Regions from separate parts of the Homo sapiens genome. Here region 2 is linked to region 1. A link is an interaction called in ENCODE POLR2A ChIA-PET data of the cell type or tissue named here. Cell type or tissue: B cell. All regions are shown on one strand. Region 1 overlaps DOCK11 (dedicator of cytokinesis 11). Region 2 overlaps DOCK11 (dedicator of cytokinesis 11).

The links. Peaks named below come from ENCODE experiments on the same cell type or tissue, not always from the same donor. Only the 100,000 strongest peaks of a DNase experiment are listed, where the experiment ranks them.
Region 2: POLR2A ChIA-PET joins it to region 1 with 8 read pairs; 2 of 35 experiments call an interaction of 5 or more read pairs at or near these places.

What each region holds. Positions count from the first base shown.
Region 1 is chrX:118,523,127-118,527,126 of GRCh38, reverse strand. All of the region lies in intron 1 of DOCK11 (dedicator of cytokinesis 11), which reads right to left. Among named protein-coding and RNA genes, the nearest start is that of DOCK11, 29 kb to the right of the region's middle. RefSeq lists an enhancer at 2,888-2,947. In B cell, no CTCF peak of the experiment used is centred here; no DNase peak of the experiment used is centred here; H3K27ac peaks cover 3,915 bases.
Region 2 is chrX:118,644,528-118,648,527 of GRCh38, reverse strand. All of the region lies in intron 40 of DOCK11 (dedicator of cytokinesis 11), which reads right to left. Among named protein-coding and RNA genes, the nearest start is that of IL13RA1, 81 kb to the left of the region's middle. In B cell, no CTCF peak of the experiment used is centred here; no DNase peak of the experiment used is centred here.

The DNA of each region.
Region 1 (4,000 bases):
GAAATACAACTATATAGTAAAGGCCCTGGGTATCTCACACGAATCATAAACTTACAGATGGAAATTCCTGGGTTTTAGAGCAATGAAAACATTAGGGAGTGATTATGTGGCCTCCTGTGGTGGGTGACAATTCAAAGGACATCACTTATATGTTTTTGGAGTCCCATCGTGTTTAAGGAGGAAGATTGGTGTAATTACTTCACTGCTGCTTACATATTTCACTATTGAGAGAATTCTGGCAAAACAGGATTATTGCTTGGATCAATGAAGGACTTCTGGCCATTTAAGTCCAGTCCTTCCAATGTAATTTTCATCCCATATTTAAATAATATCCCATTTTCCAGTGGGAAAACAAATAAGTCCCTTTCTAAAATTCAAGGAAAAGCCAATTGAAATGTTTAATGGTTTTCTCTATCAGTCACTCTGTCCTCTGTTAAATCAATGAGCCTTTTCCTCTTTCCTCTGACCCTTGGGAGGTTTCTCTTAGGGAGCAATCTGGGCCTAGCTCAGTAAAGTTTCCCAGAACCCAGGAATGTACTGGCACTACTGTAGAAACTACAGTCTCTGGCCAGGTCAGGGGCTGGCCCCTGCTTTCTCATAAACACCACAACCTGAGAGCACTCACGTTCAGACTGTAAGCAAGTAGTCATCGGACAAACAGGCAAAGGCAGCCCTTGTAAAACTCTGGCATCTTTCTCTCCCTCAGGGACCCTTGGCCAGAGTTCCTTTTGAAGGGCCCTGGGGACAGACCATTGACAGAACAGCTAGCTGAGAGAGGAAACAAGAGATAACAGCCTTCACATCTCTGAAGCAAGAGCCATGCTCGGTATGAGGAGGACTTGATTCAATATGGCTAAATGTGATGTTGCTCTGTGGCTTAGTAAGGGATGTGAGAATGACTGAAGACTTGAAAGCCCTGGCTCATATCTTTCATACGACTGGAGCTGGAAGCCAGACCTGCTGACCCCAGGTCCTTGTGCTTGTCTTGGTAGCTGCTCCCAAGATGTCATGGCCTGGGAACTACCGCCTTGCTAAGGATAGGTTTACAACAGAATGCCCAGCAGGGAAGCGATGTTTTTCACTGCTCAGGTCTTTCTTCTTTCTTTTCTGTTTGTGAATTAAGACATGGAAATTTCACAGGGAATAAGTAGGCACTATTTTGCCACCTATACGGGAAGTGGTAGAAAGTGATTGTCATTTTTGCTGACAAGGGGAGGGTAGTTAAAAAGAAACATGGTCAAATCAAAACATTAAAGATTTATGTATTCCAAATGGAGGTGTTACGTTCTTTTTCTTTTTTTTTCCTTTTCTGTTTTCCCCCAGAGTTTTCTAGCACAAACAAGTACCGCTGGTATAATCCAAAACATACAATCAACTTAATTTGGTTTTTTTAGTTATTGTGGTAAAAATATACATAAAATTTACCATTTTAACTATTTTAAAGTATATACTTCGTTAAGTATATACTATATAAGTGTCTGCATTTGGCATTAACTATATTCACATTACTCTGCAATCATCATCATTACCCATTTCCAAACTTCCTCATCATCCCAAAGAGAAACTCTGTACGCATTCAACTCTGCACTTCCTCCACACCGCCCCCGCCCATCCCTGGTAACCTTTATTCTATTTTCTGTCTCTATGTACTTGCCTATTCTAGGTACCTCATATATGTGGAATCATATAAAATTTGTCTTTCTGTGACTGGCTTCTTTCACTTAGTATAATGTCCTCAAGCTTCATGCATATTGTAGCATGTGTCATAATTTCCTTCCTTTTTAAGGCTGAATAATATTCCATTGGTCATCTGCTGAGGGACACTGGGCTGTTTCCACCTTTTGACAATTGTGAACAATGCTGCTATGAACAGTGGTGTGAAACAAGTATCTGAGTCCCTTCCTTCAATTCTTTTGGGGAGAATTTCCCAATTCCACCTAATAGAATTGCTGGGTTATATGGTAATACTTTTTTTTTTTTTTGAGACAGAGTCTCGCTCTGTCACCCAGACTGGAGTGCAGTGGCGCTATTTTGGCTCACTGCAACCTCCGCCTCCTGGGTTCAAGTGATTCTCCTGCCTCAGCCTCCTGAGTAGCTGAGATTACAGGCACACGCCACCACGCCCAGCTAATTTTCATATTTTTTAGTAGAGATGGGGTTTTACCATGTTGGCCAGGCTTGTCTCAAACTCCTGACCTCATGTGATCTGCCTGCCTCTCCCAAAATGCTGGCATTACAGGTGTGAGCCACCTCTCCCAGTCTATTATATGGTAATTCTATATTTAACTTTCTGAGGAACCACTTAACTGTTTTCCATAGTGGTTGTACCATTTTACATTACCCACCAGCAATGCACAAGGGTTCCAGGTCCGCCCCGCCCGTGTTCCTCAACACTTATTTTCCAGTTTTTTGAATAACAACCATCAGAACAGGTGTGAGGTGGTATCTCGTTGTGGTTTTCATTTGTATTTCCCTGATGACTAATGGTTTTGAGTATCTTTTCCCGTGCTTATTGGCCATTTGTTTATCATCTTCAAAGAAATGTCTATTTAAGTCCTTTGCCTGACTTAAATCAAGTTTGTTGTTGTTGTTGCATTATAGGAGTTCTTTATCTATTCTGGACATTAATCTCTTATCAGATATATGCTTTACAAATACTTTTGCCCATTCTGTGGGTTGCCTTTTTACTCTCCTGTTAGTGTCCTCTGATTTGAGAAAAAAATCAGAGGACACCGACAAATAAAGTTAATGTAATCAACTTTATTTTTTAAAGAAGGTATGGGTTGAATTTTTAGGGAGCAAACAGACAGCCTGAAATATGGATGGAGAAGGTACGCCTAATACCTCCTTTTTACCCTTCTGTGGGTGAAGGAACAAGAACTGAGGTATTCTCAATGAGGTCACAAACTCATCAATCGTCCCCCAACTTGGCTCCTTTTTAGGCAGCTAATGCGGTGGGGCACTTGTGTACTAATGACAGTCACAGAAAGGAAACTCATCTGGGTGTGGTAGTGAGCCCAGCAAGGGCAAACAGGCAGGGTGGGGAGGACATAGATCTTACAGGCTTATACGATTCCTCAGCCCTACCAGCTCTCTGTTTCTGGCTGGTTCTTAACTACACACTCAAACTTCCAAACTTCTCACATAGAAGACAAACATGCAGATTTGTCACTACTGAATGGAGAGGAATGCTTGAGTAATTATTGTGAAAAGTGACACCCAAGTTCAGTTCCATCTCGGAGGATCAAACTCCCCTTCTTGTCTCTCTGCCCCTTATTTCCTTTCTCTTCAGTCCCCCCTGCAAAATGGGCCTTCGAACCAACTATTTGTCACATGGGAGTTTGTTTTCTAAGTATTATTGAGTATGATCAATTTACACAGGCAATGAGAAAAAGCAATACATATTCATTTTCTTCTAGGAATAGCCCCGGAACTATACTCAAATCCTCTAGAAATGGCTGTGTCTCAGTAGCTTATGTGAATAAACTCAGTCCAAATTTCAGGACTATCGTGAGGCTGAACTGTTGAATATCCTTACTAAACGTGAGAAACACAGTGCACAGTGCAGGTCCTGTAAACTGAAATTTCTCGCTCTACAAAGTACTGATTTGTTTTTGAAAGGTATTGACAATTACAGATCACCAACCTACCAAACTGTCTTTTCATAAGCAGAGTAAATAACCTAAAATCTTCTTACCTAGGAAGCACACCTAAAACCCCATGAACTGCCTGCTGCACATGCATTCATTTAACCAAGAATCCAATGAGAAGGATATTTCTAGAAAGGTCTCCACCTAGACATACAAATGGCTTAGAAATTTCAATGTTAAACAACCTTTATGCTCAGTAAGTTCTTTTTTGTATTTAATTCAAATCCTAAGGGCAAAAACTCAACTTCTTTAGCATGTGACCATATGTCCTACCCTCAAAGCCATTTCATTATGAGGGTGGGGAAATGAAAGAAAATGTAGGACAGGAGGAAGAAATGTAACTCTTCTCT
Region 2 (4,000 bases), 120 kb before region 1:
ATATATATTACATATTAATATATTAACATATCAATATAATATATTATTATATAATAATATATTGTCTCAGCACGTTGATGTTCACAATAAAGGAACTGTTGAAATATAAAGCAAAAGAGTAAGTAATGAAAATTGACCTTCCCATTTTTAAGCCCCCATTTGAGACCCATCATTCATCATTTCAGGCATTCTTTCAAAACATATTGAGAACCTGCTTACTGTATTATGGCGGTGCAAAAGTAATTGCCACTATATCACTATATAGTGGCAAAAACCGCAATTACTTTTATATATATATTATATTATTATATAATATTATAATATTATATATTATATTATTATATATTACTATTATATTATATATTATATTATTATATATTAATTTATATATTATATTATATAATATTACAATTTATATATTATATTGTATAATATTACAATTTATATTATATATATTACAATTTATATTATATATTATATATTATATTATTATATAATATTATAATTTATATTATATATTATAATAATATATTATATATTATTATATATTATATATAATTATATATTATATATTATTATATATTATAAAATATATTATTTATTATATATAATATTATAATATATAATACATGATATATTATTAAATATTATATATTACATGTTATTAAATATTATATTATAATATATATTAAATATTATATTATAATAATATAATATATATTATTATATATTATAATATATTATATATTATTATATATTATAATATATTATATATTATTATATATTATATTATATTATATTAATTATTATATATTATATTATTATATATTATATTATAATATAATATTATATAATAATTATTAATATATAATATATAAACATATAATATATTAACATATAATATATCTTATATATTATATTTATATATTAATATATAAGATATATTATATGTTAATATATTATATTAATATATAATAACATATATAATATATAATATTATATTATATATTATATTATTATATAATATATTATATAATAATATAATATATATAAAAGTAATTGCGGTTTTTGCCACTATATAGTGATATAGTAGCAATTACTTTTGCACCGCCATAATACAGTAAGCAGGTTCTCAATATGTTTTGAAAGAATGCCTGAAATGATGAATGATGGGTCTCAAATGGGGGCTTAAAAATGGGAAGGTCAATTTTCATTACTTACTCTTTTGCTTTATATTTCAACAGTTCCTTTATTGTGAACATCAACGTGCTGAGAAAATTATAGCTAAAATCTACTCAGCAAGTGAAGTTCATCTTTTAACAAATGGGATATAGGAGATACACACACACACACACACACACACACACACACACACACACACACACACATATCCTCTTCACATAAACACTGATAGTTAAGATACATTTTAGCATAGAAAAGGAGTAAGAAAGTGACTAATTATCAAAAGAGACAAGTGGCCTGTTCCTTTAAGAATGTATTCAGTCTGCTTTGTGGAAGACACAATATACAGGTAACAGACTTGTTACAATTTCCCATGCTTTTAGGTCTAGGCAAGCAAATAACAAGCTGCTTCAGGATACACAATAGATGTTTTTCAGAGAGTGAAGCTAGAGGGACATCTTTTAAAAATTATTTCTTAGGAACCTTGAATTTAGACCCACATATAGGAATCTACCCTTTATTTCACCTTAATACCAAGTGTAATTCTATGCAGATAATGAATGCTTAATAAATGTTTTCTGATTGGGAATTGGGAAATCTCGCTAATAATTTCACCAAACTAAACTAACTCTGGATGAAGCAGATACTCTGGTATGAAAATAAACATTTAAGGGAGATCATAGCTATAGTGTAGCTCATCACTACACTAAGTCTTCTACCCACATCACTCACTTCTCTGAGTGGGCAATGGCTAAAATCATCAATGACCTAATTGCCAATTCTAACAGACCTCTTTTCTCCTTTCTTATTTGACTACTCCGTATACGTCATGACAATGTTGGAACTCTTTCCTTCTTTGGCTTCCATGATATCCTTCTTTCTTACCTTTCTTCCCACCTCTGTGACTGCTCCCTCTCATCTCCCTTACAGATTCGTCTTTGAACCTCCCTTCTACGTTGTTTCTCTCCAATGTTCTGCTCCTGATTTTTTTTGTTGTTGTTGTTATTCTTCTTCTTCAATGTACCCTCCAGGGAAAATCAAACCACTCCCATGGCTTCAACTACCACTTGTATGTTGATGCTCCCGCTAGTTCACTATGCTCCAAAAATACCAGCCTTTTAGTTCTCAGAATACTGCAAACTGTTTCCCAACTCAGAGCCTTGGCACATGTATGTCATTCTCCCTAGATAGTTCTTCTTTAAGCTCTTTTTACAGCTGGCCCCTTTTCAATAATTCAGGTCTCTCTGTTTTTTTGTTGTTGTTGTTGTGTTTTTTTTTTTTTTTTTTTTTTTGACGAAGTCTCGCTCTGTTGCCCAAGCTGGAGCGCAATGGCGCGATCTCGGCTCACTGCAACCTCTGCCTCCCGGGTTCAAGTGATTCTCCTGCCTCAGCCTCCCGTGTAGCTGGGACTACAGGCACCTGCCACCATGCCCAGCTAATTTTTTTTTTTTTTTTTTTTTAACTAGAGACAGGGTTTCACTATGTTGGCCAAGCTGGTCTCGAACTCCTGACTTCGTGATCTGCCCGCCTCAGCCTCCCAAAGTGCTGGGATTACAGATTCAGGTCTCATTTTAAAAGTGACAAACCTATCTAAGATAAGATTATCTCCCACAAATCATTTACTGTCTCAGTACACTGTTTGTTTCCTTCCTAGAACATATAATAATTATGAATTCTTTTTTTTGAGACGAAATCTTGCCCTGTCACCCAGGCTGGAGTGCAGTGGCGCGATCTTGGCTCACTGCAACCTCCGCCTCCTGAGTAGCTGGGATTACAGGCACCCGCCACCACGCCCGGCTAATTTTTGTATTTTTAGTAGAGATGGGGTTTCGCCATGTTGGTCAGGCTGGTGTCAAACTCCTGACCTCAGGTGATCTGCCCGCCTCGGCCTCCCAAAGTGCTGGGATTATAGGCGTGAACCACTGCGCCCGGCTCATGATTACTAATTCTTTTATTATTTATTTTCTGTCTCCCCTATCCCCACTAAGACTGAACGCTTCATGAGGGCAAAGAGTATATTTATTTTGTATCTCCATTGTATCTACAGGACCTAGTACAGCACTTGACACAGAGAAGGTCCTCAATAAATATAGTATGGATGAATGGAGAATGACTCCAACTCTGGCTCTCCAATCTGATCCCTCTCCAGAGCAAAGATCCATATATCCTAATGTCCCAAAGGCACTCAAATTCAACAGGACTCATTAACTTTTACTGCAAATGTAGTCTTTCCCCTGTATTTCACATCAACCACCACACTCCACCATACTGTCAGTGGACTGATGATCAAATCCTGTAAATCCTTTTTCAACATGTCTCATCTGCCTTTGATCCTTCATATATCCACTGTCACTGCCTTACTTCAGGCCCTCATTTCTTATCTAGCTTACTGCAACTAGTCTTTTTACTGCCTTTGACATTGTCACCAATCCTTCTTCAACACAACTTTTAAAGAGATTTTCCCCAGTCCTTACCAATTCCCTCTTAATACAAATATAATTGTGTTACTTCCCTGCTTAAAACCCTTCCATGACTACCTGATGCCTGAAAGATGAAATCCAACTCTTAAGATGAGTCCACATGATCTGTACTCCATTTACATCTTTAGTTTCATCTCTTGGTGAATCCATATTAAATCCTAGCTCCGTTGCTGCAGAAAAACTTTTGCTAAATTAGAGTTCTTCTCCTGCTCACCCCCAGAGGTCTATACAGACTTATTTTATCCTGATGGTATTTGTTTCTGTGTATGTGTATCTTGATGTGTGTGTGCCTCCCTCTACTGGACAATAAGCCTTTAGGGACTATATCCAGTAAGTAC